Regions from separate parts of the Mus musculus genome. Here region 1 is linked to region 2. Evidence: chromatin loops called from intact Hi-C (ENCODE). Cell type or tissue: gastrocnemius. All regions are shown on one strand. Links, peaks and the distances in the headings refer to the core of each region. The heading gives the core; the rest is flanking DNA.

Region 1 (9,797 bases), core at 835-8,834, 130 kb after region 2:
CTATACACCAAGCAAAACAAAATCCCCAAATAACAATCACGCAGATTTGTCTGGAGTGGTGGCCCAGGCCTACAATCCCAGGGAAAGAGTATTGTTGAGTGTTTGAGACTAACTTGGGTGGCAGTGGGAGTACACCTCAGCTAGGGCTGCGTAAGGGGCAGAGAGAGGAGTACCAAGAAGTACTAGCCATAAAGAATGGTCACCCCTCAACACCAGCCTCAATCCGACCATGGGAGAAAGTGTAGCCCTGCCAGAAAAGAAAGGAAGGCTTGCCTGGAAGGACAGCAGAAGCACTCTCCTTCCCTTCTACTGGATAACCACGCTAAAGTGTCATTGCTAGTTGTCTGTTTTAACTGGCGAGGAAAACAATAAAGATTTCTTTGTTCCTGAACACCTATTTAAGTTCCTTGACAGCTGTAATAGTCACAAGGAACAAATCTACTCACATGTCTAGTAGAGTCCAGCTGGTATTTGAGAAACGTGATCAAAACACATTTTTTACAAAGGTCATGACCCAAGACTTCAAAAACTGAGTCTAAGCTCACATAAACACATCACCCTTTTTGACTGTCAAAAGTCAACAACATACCTATCAGTTTCACCAATAAAGCATTTATGTCAAAACGCTAGCTTCCATTTTATTCCTGGATGATGCAATGTCCACAAATAAGGGTTGGGAATGTAACTCAGTGGTAGAGCTCTTCTCTAAGCTAGGCAGTGGTGGCGCACGCCTTTGATACAAGCACTTGGGAGGCAGAGGCAGGTGAGTCTCTTGTTTGCAGCCAGCATACTTTACAGAGTGAGTTCTATGGCAGGTGGGGCTACACAGAGAAGCGCTATCTCAGACCCCCCGCCAAAAAAAAAAAAAAAGAGCACTTGCTTAGCATGTGATTAGCCCTAAATTTAATCCTAAGTAAGCAACAGTAAGCAAGAAGGAATACTGAACACAAGCAAAATAGCATAGGCCACAGCAGGAAAGAAACTAAGACAAGTCAAAAATATACTAAGTGAAATTCAATACATCTGGAAAACACATTCAGGCACCAACATTTCTCCTCTGGACACCTGCTCCTCACTGCCCTTAGACGCCCTAGGTCCCTAGAGCAATGGCTGACTTAACAGTCCTACAAACTGGTAGGACTGACTAAAACACAAAGCTTAGGCTCGGTTGTCATCAAAACTTTTAAAGTTGCTTAGAGGAGGAACCCTTCTCAGTGGCTATTGCTTCTACACCAAATATCCTGAGAATAAAGTGATATTAGCCAGTATTGTGTCACCAATCTAAAAATGCTATTCACATATAAAGATTTTTACTGATTGTAATGCCTCTCTAAATGTTTCTATATAAGTGGAATGAAAGCAAGCTTTTTAGTGAACAACCTTTACTTCAACAGTTCTCTTCAGTTTCTCTTCTACTGGGCCAATTAGATTTCCAATCTGCTGAGGTGGGTTGTCCCTCAATTTTTGGTAGTAAAAGAAACAGGAAATCACGAAACCAGTGTTGAGTGCAAGTTCGTTCTCTCTCTCTCTCCTCTCTCTCTCTCTCTCTCTCTCTCTCTCTCTCTCTCTCTCTCTCTCTCTGGGTTAAAGATGTGAACGGCAACAATCTAAGTCCTGAAGTGACATCAGAAGAGTAGTCAGATTAGGATCTGAAAGGCTATTCTGGTCTAGAAAACAAGCCAACGGACACAACAGAAGACCCGATAAACCTAAGATCTGGCTCAGTTTCCAGAAGTGGGAATTAATTCTATTAAGAATGTTTCTGGGGCTGGTGAGATGGCTCAGTGGGTAAGAGCACCCGACTGCTCTTCCGAAGGTCCGAAGTTCAAATCCCAGCAACCACATGGTGGCTCACAACCACCCGTAATGAGATCTGATGCCCTCTTCTGGTGCGTCTGAAGACAGCTACAGTGTACTTACATATAATAAATAAATAAATAAATAAATAAATAAATAAATAAATAAATAAATAAATAAATAAATCTTTGGGAAAAAAAAAAGAATGTTTCTGCTGGGGGTTGTGGCGCATGCCTTTAATCCCAACACTCAGGAGGCAGAGGCAAGCGGATTTCTGAGTTTGAGGCCAGCCTGGTCTACAAAGTGAGTTCCAGGACAGCCAGGGCTATACAGAGAAACCCTGTCTCGAAAACAAGCAAAACAAAAAACAAAAACAAAAACAAAAAAAAAAGAAAAACAAGAATGTTTCTGGGGGCCGGAGAGATGGCTTAGCGGTTAAGAACACTAACTGTTCTTCCAGAGGTCCTGAGTTCAATTCCCAGCAACCACATGGTGGCTCACAACCATCTGTAATGAAATCTGATGCCCTCTTCTGATGTGTCTGAAGACAGCTATAGTGTACTCATAAAATAAATGTACCTTAAAAAAAATGTTTCTGGGGCTGGAGAGGCAGCTCAGTGGTTAAGAGCTTTGTTCTTCCAGAGGTCCTGAGTTCAGTTCTCTGTAACCATGTGGTAGCTCACGACCATCTATGCCGGGATCTGATGCCCTCTTCTGGCATGCAGGCATACATGCAGATAGAGCACTCATAAAAATAAATCTTAAAAAAAAAAAAGTTTGACCATGAGTCTCTGAACTATAAGCTACTACATTTTGTTATACTGTTCAGTCATAAATATAATAAAAGGGCAGGTACAGGAGCTATTGCTACAGTGGCTGAAGCTGTACTCAGCATCCACCTCTCCCCATTCACTCTTTAAATTGTAATATGTACCTGCTGTTGTCAAAATATTTGACCCTTAGTTTGTGTACACATTGGCAACAGGCTCTCTGCTCAGTATGAAGAAATTCTAGGAGGGCAGGATAGCTTTTGACTCAATGAACTAGTTACTATGGTACACTGAGAAGACTAGCTAGTGCTTTTGAAGTACATATTGTCTCAAAGTATACAAAGCTCTTCTCAATTGACAAAAGTTAACTAGCTATCTAGTCTCAGGGCCTAATCTGGCCCTGCTTTTGTTTTATAATCTCTGTAGGGCCTTTCTTACCTTACAGCTGTTTCCTCTTTCCCTAACTTCCTTTCCCTTCCCACCTCTCCTTTGATTTTCTCCCCAATTTCATTCAGCACTGAAAGCATGGGGAACAGATGGTCGTCAACCCAAGGCAGTGCAAATGCTTCATGCGTTTTACGTGTGAAAGCCCACTGCTGGCTTTGTAATAATGTAATACATTATTTCTGCTTTTTTTTTTCCTTTGGTGTTTACTTTAGACAAGAATGTCACAATGTAGTTATGTTCCTTATATGAAAATTATTTCAGAACTATTTATTAAACTACATATAGTTTGGAATGGAAAACACCACTTAGTGGTACTTATGTGTTAGAATTAGTAACTTGGAGAAATTTGTCTATGACCACCTACATAGGTATACTTAATAAAACTAATGCTAACATCTGAGAAAGCTCCCACATATGTTCAATATACAACTCTTTCAATGAAAACAATTACTCTGCTCTCTTAAAAACTATATATAAGCTGGGCATGGTAGCACATGCATTTAATCCCAGCACTTGGGAAGCAAAGGCAGGCAGATCTCTGAGTCTGAAGCCAGCCTGGTCTACACAGTAAGTTCCAGGACAGGCAGGACTATATAGTAGACCCAGTCTTTAAACAAACAAACAAACAAAAGTTCCACAATCCATATGATCTGATATGACTAATCTTCTCATCAGAGAACTGTAAAAATTCAAGCTAACCTGACCAATGGTAAGATGGGAGGTTCATAGGTGGGAGAGATCCAACACTTCTTTAGCATAGATAAGGAATTTTGCTTGATCCCCAGAATTCAAAGAACAGGTGTATGTGTGTGTGTGTGTGTGGGTGCTCAGTAGGTAAGACACTGTTGTCACTAAGTTTGACAGTTTGACAGCCTGAGTCAGATCCCTAAGGCTCCCATTAAAAAGAGAAAATTCCCACTAGTTGTCCTCTGACTTTCCACATATACATATAATGTAATGTAATATAATGTACATATAATGTAATGTAATATAATGTAATAAAATTTTTAGCTAGGCCGTGGTGGCGCAAGCCTTTAATCTCAGCACTTGGGAGGCAGAGGCAGGCAGATTTCCGAGTTCGAGGCCAGCCTGGTCTATAGAGTGAGTTCCAGGACAGCCAGGGCTACACAGAGAAACCCTGTCTCAAAAAACAAACAAACAAACAAAAAATTTTTTTAATGGGCTGGAAAGGTGGCTCAGCAGCTGCTAAGAGCACTGGCTGCTCTTCAGAGGACTCAAGTTCAATTCCCAGATCCCACATCTTGCTCACAACTGTCTACAAACCCAGTGGCAGGGAATATGACAGACACCCTTCTGATCTCTTTAGGCACTAGGCATTCAAGCAATGCAGACATACAAGCAGGCAAAATATCCATATACATAAAATCAAATTTAAAACAAAACCAAAAACACTAACAATGTGTTGAAGTGTTCTGAGTTGGAGACACATTTAAGGGAACTCAAGAAGAGAAAGTGACATCATAAACCCAGCATTTCACAACAGCAGTATACTCATACAGCTTCAAGAGTCACCCAGCCCTCCAGATATCATTTAAAAAGAAATTGTTTAGACATAGTCCCCAATCAGGCCATGATCAGAATTCAAAATAGAAGGATGCATTGAACATTTTGAAAAGCTAGTCAGGGCATCTCAATGACAACCTTCCCAGTTGACATGAATTTTAATCAGTTGTAGGCTGTAGAATGCAAACATTTTGACTGCATACTGAAAATTGGCAAGTTTAGCATACCAACTTAACAACTCACCTATCTCAGCTGATAACAATTCAATTTGGGGATGGGCAATGGTGGCCCAGGCCTCCAATCCCAGCACTTGCTGAGGCAGGTAGATCTTTGTAACTTAGGAGACCAGCCTGTTCTACAGAGTTAGGTCTAGGACAGTCAGGCAGCCAAGGCTACACAGAGAAACTCTGTGGGTTTGCTTTTGTAGATCTCATATAAACTTTAATGTATACTCAGTCAATGTAGAAGCTGGAGCTCTAGCTCAGTTGGTAGAATGTTTGCTTGCTTAACATCTAAGAGTCCTGGTTCCACTCCCAGTACCACACAAACTGTCTCTAGTCCCTAGCACTTGAGGGGAGTAGGCAGAAAGATCAAAAGTCATTTTCAACTACATAGCAAATTTGAGATCAGGCTAGATAGCAGAAGACCCTATCACAAAAACAAAAACACCAAGTAGGGATCTTTTGATACTTACCACTGGCAGGTTCTTTGGCTTTTTTTTTTTTTTTAATATTCATGTATATGAGTGCTCTGTCTCCATGTACACCTGCATGCCAGAAGAGTGCAATAGATCCCATTGTAGATGGCTGTGAGCCACCATGTAGTTGCTGGTAATTGAACTCAGAACGCAGTCAGTGTTCTTAACCACTGAGCCATCTTGCCAGCCCCTTCTTTGGCTTTTATAGGGCTGCTGCCTAGTTACTGAGTGGCTGGCTGGCAAGTCCAACCTCTGAATGACCTGGCCAAAAAAAGGGCAAAGGTTTTCCTGAGCTGAACTGTCTGTACACTGTAAAGCCAGGAAGTCAAGCATTTCACTGTCTTGGAGCTGGGCTCTGAGCTAAGGCCAGGGATAAGAACACAGATCAGACAGCACCATGAGACACCCTGGTGGCATTAAGTAGATATTACAGGTGGTGCGCACTTTAGTTACTTCTGAACTCCCAATTGGAAGGGAGGTCTAGAAAGGGGGAGGGAGGGAGACTGAGAGGGAAAGATGTCTTGCAGTAAGCACAAGACATGTGACACATATACATGCATAGAGGCAAAACATTTACATACATAAAAAAATCTTAATTGAGACACCAAAAAAAAAAAAAGGCCTCCAAGAGCTAATAGCTGGCCAAGGGCAAATACACATGAAAATTAGAGTAATCTAAAGAAAATGCATTTAATGGATACATGTGACATAATTAAACAGGCATAAAGCAGGAATGCCACTAGTTCAAAAATTTTTTCAGCTACTAACTAATCTAGGGATAGTGATTATGGCTCACTGTGTAAGCTCCAGCTATCCTGAACTTCACTATGGAGACTAGCCTGTCCTGAAGCTCAAAGACCCATCTCATCTACTGCTACCACCATGCCTGGCACTTAGTTGTGGTTTCATCTGAATTTTGTTTAAAGCTTGCTTTTACATATATGCCAAAAAAGGTCTCAGATTTCCTGGAGGTGGAGTTACAGGCAGATGCAGGACCTCTGGAAGGGCATGAAGTGGTCTTGACCACTGAGCCATCTTTCCAGTCAGATGGAAGAATGTTTAAAAAGAAATGGGCTGTTGTGGCAATTTGAGTATGAGGAGTCAAATATCTGTTTTCTGGGCTGTGTGGCTTCAAATTAACTGCCTAAGTTTGTTCTTGTTCTATTAGTCTGAAGACTAGTGCCAGGATCCTGAAGTAAGACTTTTCCAAGCCCAACATAACCTTATACGTTTAATGTATGAATTGCTGTAAAGATATCAAGTCCAACAAAAAGAAAAATACAGAGCCAGGTGTGGTGGCGCACGCCTTTAATCCCAGCACTTGGGAGGCAGAGGCAGGCGATTTCTGAGTTCGAGGCCAACCTGGTCTACAAAGTGAGTTCCAGGACAGCCAGGGCTACACAGAGAAACCCTGTTAAAGAAAAGAAGAAAAGGAAAGGAAAAGAAAGAGAAAGAAAAGAAAAAAAAAAAAAAGAAAACTACTGAAGAATCTGCAAGGATTCGGAGGAAGGGCCACTAAATTCACAAGGCCATATTTAGGCTTCCTCTGTAAGAAACTTGGGGGAAAATGAGACTTAATAGAACCACTTAGTTTTCAGACAAGGCCCTCAATTTCCTTTTTTTCTTTAAGATATATTTTATGTATGAGTATACTGTCACTGTCTTGAGACACCAGAAGAGGGCATCCGATCCCCATTACAGATGGTTGTGAGCCACTATGTGGTTGTTGGGGACTTAACTCAGGACCTCTGGAAGAGCAATCAGTGTTCTTAACCACTGAGCCATCTCTCCAGTCCCCTCAATTTCTTAAAAATAAGCTGTCACTGGGCATGGTAGAACATGCTTTTGATCCCAGTACTGGGGAGGCAGAAGCAGGCAGATCTCTGAGTTCAAGGCCAGCCTGTTCTACAGAATTCCAATATAGCAAGCACTACATAAACTGTCTCAAAAAGTAAAAAATCAATTAGCCAAAAGACCAACTGTCACTGTGTAGCTGCCTGTCTTGCCTTAGCTTCCTAGTGCTTAACAGTGGGGATAACAGATATCACCACATTAAAACCACCTACTAGTGGGTCTCACTGAAGAGCTAGTTCATAATGACATTGGAAGGCTTGGATCATTAGTGTTTACCACCAATCCTGGCATGTTGCCATCAGGACAGCTGAGATATGTGACCCAATGTTAGGAGTAAAATACTTTATAATCTACTCAGTTAATCCACAGCTTAGGAAATAAGATGTCTATACTGCTATATCATTTCTGCCAAATTTATAAACTTTCAACAGCACTGAATTTGGTTCTTGGAAAATACAGTTACTAAAATCCCACAAAGCCTGAACATATAAAAACATTAAAATAGGGGCTGAAAAGATGGTTCAGCAATTAAAAGAGCTCTGGCTGCTCTTCCAGAGGTGGTCCTGAGTTCATTTCCAGCACTACATGGTAGCTTACAACCATCTGTAATGGGATCTGATTCCTTCTTCTGATGTTCATGAAAACAGAACAGTCATATACATAAATCTTTTTAAATACATCTTGGAAAAAAGTACAATTAAGTGTTTATTAGCAAGTGCTAGAGATAGATCAGAGTTTAAAGTACTGTGCTCTTCCAGAGTTATCTGGGTTTGATTTTCTGCATCCACATGGAGGATCACATGCAACTCTAGTCCCAGTGGATCCTATACCTGCTTATGGCCTCCATAGACACTGCACACGTGGTACAGAGACATGCACTCATGCACATGTTTTTTATTAATTCAAAAGGCTTTGTTTAGCTTGTTAATTTTTAAAGTTCAACAATGAGCTGACCTCATGAGGACATTTAAGATTTGAAGCACTAGCCAGGCAGTGAGTGCTTTAATTCCAGCACTTGGGAAGCAGAGGCAGGTGGATCTTGATTTGGAATCTAGCCTAATCTAGAGCTGAGTTCCAGGATAGCCAAGGCTACACAGACAAACCCAGTCTCAACGAATAAAAAAAAAAAAGAAAAAAATGTTTTGAAGGAGGTTAAGACTACTAATGAGGCAACTGTGTATAATCTCACACTTGGGAGGATTTCAAGTTGAGATCAGCCAGAGTGAGACCTTATTTCAAACAAATGAAACCCCCAAGAGCTAGTCTGATTCAAGTCAATAGGCATGGTGGCACTGAGGCAAAGATGAACTTGGCTATTACCTTTCTGAAATTTACTTTGCCAACTTAAGGGGGTTAGGGGAAGGCCATTTGTTTTAGTTATAACAATATCTATTGTACAACTTAAAATTTCATATTTCTAGAGTCTTAAAATGTGATGTAACTCTTTTTTTGAGACAGGGTTTCTCTGTATAGCCCTGGCTGTCCTAGAACTCACTTTGTAGACCAGGCTGGCCTTGAACTCAGAAATCCGCCTGCCTCTGCCTATGGGATCAAAGGAATGCGCCACCACACCCAGCTGTGATGTCACTCTTAAGTATTCTGTAGCTTAAAAGTTGTCTATGACATGCTGTTACTGGTGGAAATAAGTATGTTAGCAAAGGACTTCACAGACCCTTTTAGGTTTCCTTTTGACGGTTCAAACAACTCAACCCTAATTGCTCTGGCCCCAACTTAACTCATAAGGTCCTCTAATACTTCAAGAAATAATTTTTGCTATACCTGACATTTTAGTAATCTAAACTCAGCCCTTCTTTTACCAAGAAGGTGTAATGGCAAAGCTGGAGTTTATCAAGGGACATTAGAGTGGTAATAGGAAAGGGGCAAGGGCTGAGCATGAAGCTCGGTGGTAAGGTGCTTGCCTAGCATATGTGAGGTCCTAGGTTCAGTCCCCAGTACTACTGCACATGCAAAAAAAAAAAAAAAAAAAAAAGGAAAAGGGCAGTATATACCTAAGACAAAGGTGTAGACTTATTAAAAGAATCATTGCAAAGGAAATTCTGGAGTCGGTGTGAATTCAGAATGCCTTTCATATGTTCCCATTATAGACACAGCTGGCCTTCAGTTAGCAACCTTACAAGAGCTTATCCAAATGCCCTGGTTACTGGTGTATATAACCATACATTGCTTAAGAGTTCAACCTTGCAGCCTCATGTAGCCCCCAACGTAACTTAATAAGCAGAGAAATACCTATTATATAAATCTGATCAATGTTGACTGCAAAAATAATTTGTCCACTTTTAACATCCTATTTTCCAAGTGACAAGTTTTGTAAGTTTTAGGTATTCCCACAGCCAAGTTTTATTTCCAAAAGGTGGTAAATTTATGTCATTAAGTCTGTGGGCTTTGGATGTTCTTTTTGTTTGTTTTGGCGGGGTGGGGGTGGGGGTGAGGTGTGGCTGTGGTATAAAATTGAGACAAAGAAGCTAATGGTAATAACCTTTCATTCTCAGTAATCCCCAGCTCTTAAAATGTCAGTAAGTTAAACTCTTCAAAAGAATGGGGTTGACTTTTGATCACAGCATACTGCCTGCATACAATATAGCTAACCTGACAGGGTTTGGGTGCACATTATCTTTAAAAGTTCATTAGCAATATTGAAATATCATTCCTAAATCTCCCAAGAAAAAAGGCTCTAAAGTATACTCACT
Region 2 (9,797 bases), core at 1,067-9,066:
CGGTCCAGCCCCTGGGGTACTCCACTGTGATGTAAATTTAGAACCTGTTTCTGTGTTCAGCCTAACTAAAGACCCTGCCTAAACAGAATCCGACAGCTCCGGGGTCACTCTCCCCATCCCGGCTGGGTCAAATGGAGGCTGCTGGAGGTGACAGCCAGCCCTTAATAGAAGCAGCCCTATAAACTGGACCCGACAAGACCGAAGTGTCCAGAGTTCCGTGCAGGGTTGGAGCCAAGAGTCAGCAGTCCCCGACAAGGCTGAGGTGCAGGAGACCTTGGGGGGGAGGGGGGGGGAAGGCCGCAGCGGCTTGGGGGAGGGTATAGATCGGACCCACTGTGGCAGGTCAGGAGAGATAGGAAAGAAACCGAACTCTCTTCAGGCCCAAAGAATCTCCACATGGGTCATCTTGTCAGTTCCTAACTGGAACCTTGGGATCCTTCTTCTTCCTCTCTTTCTTTCTTTCTTTCTTTCTGGAAAGGGGGGGGGGTTTCCTGCATTTCTGCTCATCCCCTATAGAGGAGCCAGACTACAAATGGGGTTTGTGGCTGGCTGGCTGCTGTCTCGAAGGCTCCAGGCCCCTCCTCCAATCATAAGCAGCTCTGAAAGTTCTAAGTCCTGTCTGTGGAAAGCGGCAGTGGCTGGGCTGGGCTGTGTGGCTGAAGAAGCCTGAGCCTTGGTGTGCGAGCACCGTCTGTCTGGGCTGCAGCTGGAGGGCACTGGTGCTGCTCTCTGGTTGCCCCCACCCAGTCAGAGCATCTCTGGCAAGGTGAAGCTGCTGGCACCTGGGGAGTAGAGAGAATGAGACGTTTTTTCATCAAAGGAGCTCCTCCGTCACCGGCTTTCCCCGCCACCGGAGAATATGAGGCTCCTCCTCCTCTTGCCGGAGGTTCTAGATCATTCTGGAACTCTGCCTTGGATCATACCCACTGCTCAACTGCAGGGACCTTAGCAGCTAGACGTGGAGTGGGAGGAGATGGAAGTGGAAAGGAAGCTTTTGCATGGGGAGGCCTCACAGGTGGGAGACTGCCCCACCCCTGAGTCCTGTTAGTAGCTTCAAGGAGCTACACTAAATCCGAGGATTTGAAGGGGCAGAAAAGTCATCCCAGACTAGAATTCAGTGGGCCTCAGGCACCAGACTGAGTTCATAGGACTTTTGTTCAGAAGACACAGGGAAAAAAAAGCACAGAGGTGGTGTTTGGTGGCCAGGGTGGTGGTGGCACACACCTCTAATGCCAGCACTCCGGAAGCCAAAGCAGGCTGATCTCTGTGAGTTCAAGGCCAGCCTGATCTACAGAGCTAGCTCCAGGACAGCCAGAGCCACACAAAGAAACACTGTCTTGAAAAATATCAAAAAGCAGGGGGCGGGTTGGTAAAAGAATTAACAGGTAGGGCAATGGAGACATGAGTGGTAGTCTGTCAAGACTGATGGAAAAAGCTAGGAGGAAGAAAACAGGGAGGAGAGACTAGTTTGCAGTGAGCTGACAGGATGGACAGACACACTGTAGAGACCAGAGGATGCAGCAGGGACTCAACAGATCTGGAAGAGCAGCTCTTGTGGAAGAGGGGAGGCGGGTCCTTTGAGAGGGAAGGGAGAAAACTGAAGAGAGGTAGAGGCAGAGCAATGAATAGGCATTGATGAAGACCAGCTCCCAGGAGTCAGAAGAAAAGCCAGGGATGCTGAGGTGATAGGCAAACCAGGCCTCGACTGTGGAAGGGAGCATCAGAATGCACAGCAGGCCCTGGAGCTGGCAGGTGACAGACCACCTTGATTCAGTCCCTTTCTGGAGCCTGTAGGGTTGCAACAGACACTGGGCAATCTGGTTTTCACAGTGCGGAGCTGGGAGGGGAAACAAGTTGGAAGCTCAAAAGTGATGAGCATGATCCAAGATGAGTTGGCTTTGGGAGGACCGCCTTTTCCCTGGGGACCAGTGGGATGGCAGAAGGGGCACAGGTGGGGATAGTTCCCTAGTTGCCCTTGCTGGGGTGCAGCTCTGTGTGTGAGGGAATCCGGGGAAAGCATGGAAGAGAGCTGAAGGGAGAGAAGAATGTGGAAGGGGGACAAGATGGGAGAAGGCGGTGCCTGCTTTTGCTGACCATGCCCTCTGTTGCCTGGATTATGTCATCTCCACAACTACTATAGGAAGAACATCTGTTCCTCTGTAGGTGGAAACAGGGCCAAAACTGCTGCACCACAGCTCAAGAAAGCCGAAAAGATGCTGAGTGTGGGGAGCAGGAGAGCAGCTGGGCAGGCAAAGCAGGTGGATGGGAGAACAGCTTCTCACTGGGGGATGAGGCACCTGGAGAGGCGCACGCATGCCTAGTCCTGCAGGAGATACTGGCATTCCCTGGTACACCCCCCCCCCATGAGTTTAGAGAGGAGCCTGGAGGAGAGACAGCCCAACCCTGAGGCTCCAGAGGCACCTGGAGAGGCGCACGCATGCCTAGTCCTGCAGGAGATACTGGCATTCCCTGGTACACCCCCCCCCCCATGAGTTTAGAGAGGAGCCTGGAGGAGAGACAGCCCAACCCTGAGGCTCCAGACAGAAGCAGCCATTCCAGGGGACCATCTCCCGACCTTTAGCAGGTCCCTGACCATCCAGCGTCAGCAGAACACTGGACACAGTTCTGAACGACAACCACAGTGTTTCTTACGTTATCCTCTTAATAGTCACTGTGTGTCCTGGAAATGTCTTGTCAGTGGGGCTGCAAACTATTCAAGGTCAAAAGCCGGTTTGGTTTTCTGGTCAGGGCATCTGTCGAAGGCAGGCGTGATTATTGTTTGTCAGATAAATAAATGAATAAATAACCAAACTCTTAAAAGTACAAAAGCCAGGAGTGAGACAGCAAGTCTGTAATCCCAGTGCTTGGGAAGTGGAGACAGGAGGGTCTGAAGTTCAAAGCCAGCCTCATTTATATAACCAGTGCAAAGGTAGTAGGGTTAGATGATATAGAGATAGAGATAGAGATAGAGATAGAGAGAGAGAGAGAGAGAGAGAGAGAGAGATAGAGATAGAGATAGAGATAGAGATAGAGATAGAGATAGAGATAGAGATAGAGATAGAGATAGAGATAGAGATAGAGATAGAGAGATGCTGGTTTACAGGGGGAAACCATGTGCCCTGCCACAAGAAAACAAGAAAAGGCCACTGATACTTGATGTTCCAGCCCAGCACCTCTGGATCCTTGAAGTACCCATGATGGGTAATAGGCCTTTGCCCTAGCTGCCCCTGGAAACTGTGGTCCCAAGCCTTACCTCTTACTGTCCTTCTCTTAGGGCCTCTTCCACCTTAGGCACCTCCTGCCGCCTACCCCGGAAGTCTTCCTCTGAAAGGCAAAGGGAAAGGCCTCATCTTCCACTCTGCAGAACCTCATGTGGGCCCATCCTCAGGCTGGGCAGGGGAGCTGCTTGACCTCTGACCCTTTGCTTGGATCTTGACACCGCAAGCAGCAGTATGCGGGTACAGTAAAAGAGGCAGAGGCAACCTGGGCGCTGGCCTGACTCTACCACTGAGCACTGTGGCCTTGGCCAAGTCTCACCCTTGTCTGGGCCCTGGTTTTTCTAATCTATCAAGCAGGATAGGAGTGATAGACTATCCAGAAGACCTCAGGGCCCTCTGGTCTTTGTATCTGGTGTCTCCTGACCCTTTAAGAGCCTAATGCTGAGGGTTCATCCATGATTGGCCTAGAGAGGTCTTTTGACCCCTTATGACCTTTAGAAGGGGCTGGGTAAAAAGTTCTTTCTTTTTCTTTCATTTCCCTCTCTCTCTCTCTTTCTTTCTTTCTTTCTTTCTTTCTTTCTTTCTTTCTTTCTTTCTTTCTTTCTTTCTTTCCTTTTTTTACTTTTTCTTCTGGTTTTCCTTTTTTTAATATAAAAAAGATATAGTATTTATCTTTATTTAGTTATTTATTTAATGGATATGAGTGTTCTGTCCACATGTGTGCCCAAATGCCAGAAGAGGGAATCAGACCTCATTACAGATGGTTGTGAGCCATCATGTAGTTGCTGAGAATTGAACACAAGCCCTAGGGAAAAACAGCCAGTGCTCTTAACTGCTGAGCCATCTCTCCAGTCCCCTTCTTCTGGTTTTACAAGACAAGGTTTTTCTATGTAGCCCTGGCTGTCCTGGAACTCGTTCTGTAGACCAGGCTGGCCTTGAAATCACAGAGATCTGCCTGCCTTTGCCTCCCAAGTGCTGGGATTAAAGGTGTGTACCACTGCTGCATGCTAGACTGAGCCTTTCTAATTTATGGTTGTCTGTGTATGAGGTCTGCCAGTCTATCCCTCATTCCCTAGGGACCATTCTCTGGGAATAGTGCCTGGCACCCTGGGTTCCTCTTCAGGGATGATGGGAAGCAGGTGTCAGTGTGTGCACCTCATGACAAGGGACCACATTTCTGTGGGCCACCTGTCTGCCAACCCCTGACATGTCCCCCAGACTGAGTGCTCCCTTGCTGAATATTAGACCCTCAGGACCTCCTCTTGAAGGGTCACCCATCCCAAGCAACTTAGACTTCAACGTCCCCTGACCTGCCTCACCGTAAGCATGGCCCTCCACGTCATCCAGGAGGTTGGCTGTGGATGCAGCAGCCCCCAGCCTGCCGGACTGTTCAGGAAAACTATTCTAGAGACGGATGGGTACTGCGACAGCTTGTTCAATCTGCCTGTGCTCTGTCCTGATAACCCACCAACCTCAGAGGCTTCTACTATCCCTCCCGTTCCCAAACTGCCTAATGGTGTCCCTTCCAGGACCCTCTCCTGGGATCAATGGACCAGCTAGCCAGGCCCGACCCCTTTACTCTGCCCCCATCACTAGGGACAGGGAGAGTGACATTTCCCCCGTTCTCCTTCAACTACTCAGTTTTCAATATCCAGGGCCCTGTGGATAAGCACGGATGAGAACTTTGGTGTGAAGACAGGGAAACTTTTTTTCATTCAAAAAGCCAAAAGTGGAGGAAAAAAAAAAAAAAAAAAAAGCAGGCCTCTGGAGACACAGCTGCAGGGACCTATGAACCAGTTCTAGTAAAATTAGGGGAAGACTCGGTGATTTCAATAGGAAGACGATGTCTTTCTCCCAAAATGCAGATGACTTAAGGCCAAAAGTAAAGAAGGCACTGGAAGGACGGTGTCCCCGGGGAAAGGAACACAGGAGCTGATGACGGGGTTTCCTGGTTCACAAATCAAGGAGGGGCGGCCGCAGAGCCGCATCCCACTCCCGAGGAAGGTTCAGCCGGGATCTCCATCACTGTTGTCAGTGCTCCCCACCCCACCCCAGGGCCAAGCAGAAGGATACGACTGAAGCTTCGGTAAATGTTTCTTCTTTGACTTCCTCATTTTGGTCTTCTCGGAGAAGGCTCGGGCGAGTTCAAACAGCTTCCTGCGCGTAGCTGGGGCAGAAAGACTCGTGAGCCCTTAATGCTCCAGAGAGCCAGAGCATCAGATGGCTTCCCTCCAGGTTTGGGGGCAGCCAGGCAGAGCGCCACACCAGGCCCCTTGGGTGGGGACTGGGAAGAGGAAAGTGACAGGAACAGCAGACACCAGTGCCACCTAGGGAGCAAGTGCGCCATCCCAGGTCGGCCTCCGGGGGCAGCACAGGCCAGCACTCGTCAAGTACACAGCAGCCTGCCTCCAGACCAAGATCCGGGTATTCCTTCCCTAGAGGCGGACAACCACACAACCACGGCTCCTGGCTTTCTTTCCCGCTGCTGGCTGCCACGGCCTTCCCGCCCCTCCCCAGCCACCTCCACAGTTGGTCCTAGGATTTCCATGAGTCATCGGAAATTTTCCCTGAAATAAAACCTTGAAAGGCTCCAGCCTCATCCCCGCTGGTTATGGGTCTATGAGACTGGAGACGGGAGGATGACAAAAAAAAGCGGGCAGTGGGGCGAGGTTCCCCTATCCCAAAATGTCTGCCATTCCCACAGAAAGCAGACTCAGCCAGTGACTCCAGTCTCGGCCAAGTCCTCACGCCACAGAGAATGTGAACACCGACACACATTATTTTCCAACAGACAGCTGGCTCAAGAGGATTTAAACTTAATTTGTCTCCAGACTCAGCTGCAGAATAAAGTAAGGCAGGAAGGCTGAGGGAGCTAGCCTGTGATTAAAATGTCACCCGGAGTTCAGCAAGAGTCAATAGCATTAAAAATCTTCCGGGGGGGGGAAGGGGGGGCTCTCTCCCTCTCATGAGGCCACAGGGCCTGCCTCAAGAGAGCTGGGACAAGGAGGGGAAAAGGGGCAAGACTCACATTTTCCCATGTGTTTCAACTTGTCCCTGAATAAGGCATCTTCTGACACAGTGGGGTTGGTTTCACTGGTTCCTGGAAGGAGGAGACACCTGCTGAGGGACCAGGCCCATTGGGTCTCCGAGGTCCCACTAAGAGATAGAGTGAGCACCTGGCCAAGGCTCTAGGGAAGGAGGTCAGAGGATACCCTCCATCCCTGTTTCTGTCTGTTCTCTTATTACAGAACAAGTCCCGGCTTCTTCCCTGCTATAGGAGTTTAAGGCAAGTTGCAAGAGTACTTCTTTCTTGCAAGGTACATTTTCCTCTTCGGAGCAAACAAGGGCAGCCTTAAGATCTGCTGCACGTATGGGAAACTGGCTGGCCTTGGGTTCCAGCCTCTCTAGCAGTCCCATGTCCTCAAAGCCATGATGGTGGTTTGAAGTGAGCTGGTAGGGAGATCTATGTCTCGGAAATCCCCCCAGCCTGCATATCAGCCTTCTCCTGCACCCAGAGCAGAAGGTTAACCATTTGCCAGCACATCATGACCCTCTGTGCATCCTAACTCTCGTGAATTGAAGCAGAAAGGACAGAGAGCCAAGAACGCCTCCCAGATGCTGAACGGGAACAAGAGCAGGGCTCAGCCAAGAGTCAGAACGCAGTGAGCCACCTGCGTGGGTCTCTCAGGATCCTTGGGCTGCAGCTCACCGTCCTGTAACTTGGCTCATCCCGAGTCACCTTGTCTGCTAACTTCCCTTTCAGTCACTCTGATCCAGTTCAGCAGCTCCAGTGTCCCTTGTTAATTTGGAATCAAGGACAAGAAAACTCCCAGCTGAACATCTGGTGAGGCCTAAGCTCCTGGCTGCTTGCTTAGGAATCAGTTCTATGGGATTTTCTTTCTCTGAGCTGGGATTAGCGGGGGCACCTTACCCTTCTGTTCTTGCCTTCCCAGCTCAGCTGTGGGACGGAGGGTCTGCTCCTGAAAAACACACGGCTGATCCCTTTTAAATATGGATATGGGGTGATAGCAGGAACTGACCCAAGATTCAGAGTCCAGGAGCCAAGGATGAATACAGAGTCTCTGTTCACACTCCCAATCTAAGCTCTGCTATAGTCTATACATCTTACTAATACAGTCCTCACTCTGGCCTGTCAGCCCCAGTGCTGCTGGCACTGAAGGGAAGTCACATGTAGTCTGAAATGAGTTGGAGAGGCGGTCATAGGAGAGACTATAAAACCCTGCTTCTCTAGCCCTCTGTTTTGTTTTTTTAATGAATTTTAAGATATTTGTTTATACTTATGAGTACTCTATCTGCATGTATGCCTGCATGACAGAAGAAGCCATCTAATTCCATTATAGATGGTGTGAGCCAACATATGGTTGATGGGAATTGAACTCAGGATCTCTGGAAGAGCAGCCACTGCTCCTCCTCCTCCTCCTCCTCCCCTCCTCCTCCTCCTCTTCCTCTTCTTCCTCCTCCTCCTCCTCCTCCTCCTCTTCTTCTTCTTCTTCTTCTTCTTCTTCTTCTCCTCCTCCTCCTCCTCCTCCCCCTCCTCCCCCTCCCCCTCCTCCTTCTCCTCCTCCTCCTCCTTTTCCTCCTCCTTCTCTTTCTCCTTCTTCTTCTTTTTTTGGTTTTTCGAGACAGAGTTTCTCTGTATAGCCCTGGCTGTCCTGGAACTCACTCTGAAGACCAGACTGGCCTTGAACTCAGAAATCCACCTGCCTCTGCCTCCTGAGTGCTGGGATTAAATGTGTGCTCCACCATGCCCGGCTTTTTCTTTTCTTTTTCTTTCTTTTTTTTTTGGGGGGCGGGGGTTGGGGGGGGAGGGCAGCCACTGCTCTTAACCATTGATTGAGCCATCTCTCTGGCCCCTTCTCTGGCAGTTCTTGTTAAAGCATCTTGCACATCATACACAGAATTTCTCTTTCCCACACACGGCAGTGGGTGTCTCAGGGCAGAGAGCCTGCAGCTACTTAAGTGAATGAACCCTTCCCAGATTAAGCTCACCCTCTCTCTCTCCGTGGACTGGATACAGTCAACATGTATGCCTTGCCGTTGCTGGTGTACTAATTAGGCATTAAGCCTCATTAAGACAAACCTCACAAGACTCTACGGCCTTCGTCCTCGCAGTTGCTATTAAGAGACATGACATGGTTCGGTGTGTCCTCTGGTAGGACAAGATCCAGAAATAGTTGGGAGGTCAGCCAGCCTGTGGTAGGTAACCTACAGCTCCCAGGACAGCGAGAGCCTAAGTCCACTCAGTGAAGGGGATATCTCACTCCACAGGAGATCTATCTATCCCTTCTTGCTTGCTGAAGGGCCTCGGGTCCCACCCTTGGTCTGTTTCCTCATTCTACCGCTAAGTTCTCAATATTGAAGATAAAGTTGGGGCGTGGGCCCAGTGAGCCCCGCAGGCCCTCTCTCGGGACAGCAAGCTTACCGGGGACAGAGGAGGGAAAGCCACCGTCATTTCCAACCGCCGCATTGTTGGATTTGGATTTCTGGGATTCATATTTCAATCGGTCTGGAGAAGGAGACAGATTCTGTCAGGGAAGTGAGCTCCAGGGTGCCCGGGGGCACACTGAAGGCCGCAGGAGACTGAATCCCCCGAAGCACACAAGTATACATACACACACACACACACACACACACACACACACACACACACACACACCTACCAGCTCTTGAAGAACTTGTGATAATAGAAACAACTACCTACTAAGCATTTGCAATGTTGGAATGTCAGAATTAGCAGCTTTCTGAGACCCCAAACCTATTTGATTGTATTGTCTTAGGGTCTTAATATGGAGCCCAGGCTCTCTTGGAACTCATGGTTCTCCTTCCTTTGTGTCCTTAACGCTGGGCTTGCAGGTATCAGCTACATGTTCAGCCAAGCCAAGCCCCCCCTCTTTTTGTTTTGTTTTGTTTTGTTCTGCTTTTTGACATAGGGTTTCTCTGTGTAGCCCTGGCTGTCCTGAAACTCTATCTGTAGTCCAGGCTGGCCTCGAACTCAAGAGATCCACCTGCCTCTACCTCCTGAGTGCTGGGTTTAAAGGTGTGCACCACCACCACCACCACCACTGCCTGGCTCTAGTCACACCATTTTTTTTTCCTGCCTGTAGGCCTGCTTCCTCCAGCCCAGCAAGCCAGCAGTACAATTTGCTTCCTTCTTCCCCAACACCTCAGACTCCCTCCCTTCCCTCCCCTCTCCCTCCTTCCCTCTGTGACAAGCCCACCTCCTCAGCCCTGTCTCCAAACTTTACCTCAAAAGGAAAAGCAGCCAGGTTGGGGAGCAGGGTGACCCATCCATTGATCATGCAAATATCCTGCTCTAACCTCCATTCAGGACCCTCCCATTCTGTCACCCATAAAGCCAGTCACCTTGTCCACAGGGATCAAGACATGGTATCCTTGACTTGTAGCTAGAGGTTGGTAGGAAAGGCAGCATTTCTTTCCCTGTCTCTCAAGCGTAGACTAATTAATGCTGAGCTCAAACAGATATGCAGGGCAGGGGAAATGGCCCAGTGAGCACACCCTCTTCCTCTGGGTTCTCAGGTGTCCCCAACCCGCACTGAA

The links. Hi-C counts contacts between places; a loop is a spot of excess contacts. Peaks named below come from ENCODE experiments on the same cell type or tissue, not always from the same donor. Only the 100,000 strongest peaks of a DNase experiment are listed, where the experiment ranks them.
Region 1: a loop joins it to region 2, with 5 times the contacts of the local background. A loop is called at or near these places in 39 of 42 quality-filtered maps.

Annotation. Positions count from the first base shown.
Region 1 is chr11:88,055,123-88,064,919 of GRCm38, reverse strand. No RefSeq gene overlaps it. Among named protein-coding and RNA genes, the nearest start is that of Vezf1, 8.3 kb to the left of the region's middle. In gastrocnemius, for the core only: CTCF peaks have their summits at 2,511 (motif pointing left) and 5,658; a DNase peak (open chromatin) is centred at 5,561; H3K27ac peaks cover 3,587 bases.
Region 2 is chr11:88,183,582-88,193,378 of GRCm38, reverse strand. Cuedc1 (CUE domain containing 1) reads right to left here. Exons shown (of 11, transcript NM_198013.3): 6 at 8,662-8,745; 7 at 6,247-6,318; 8 at 5,292-5,385; 9 at 4,538-4,596; 10 at 3,254-3,324; 11 at 1-782. The coding sequence ends at 3,257. Among named protein-coding and RNA genes, the nearest start is that of Mrps23, 16 kb to the left of the region's middle. In gastrocnemius, for the core only: a CTCF peak has its summit at 5,575; a DNase peak (open chromatin) is centred at 5,558; H3K4me3 peaks cover 1,890 bases; H3K27ac peaks cover 5,827 bases.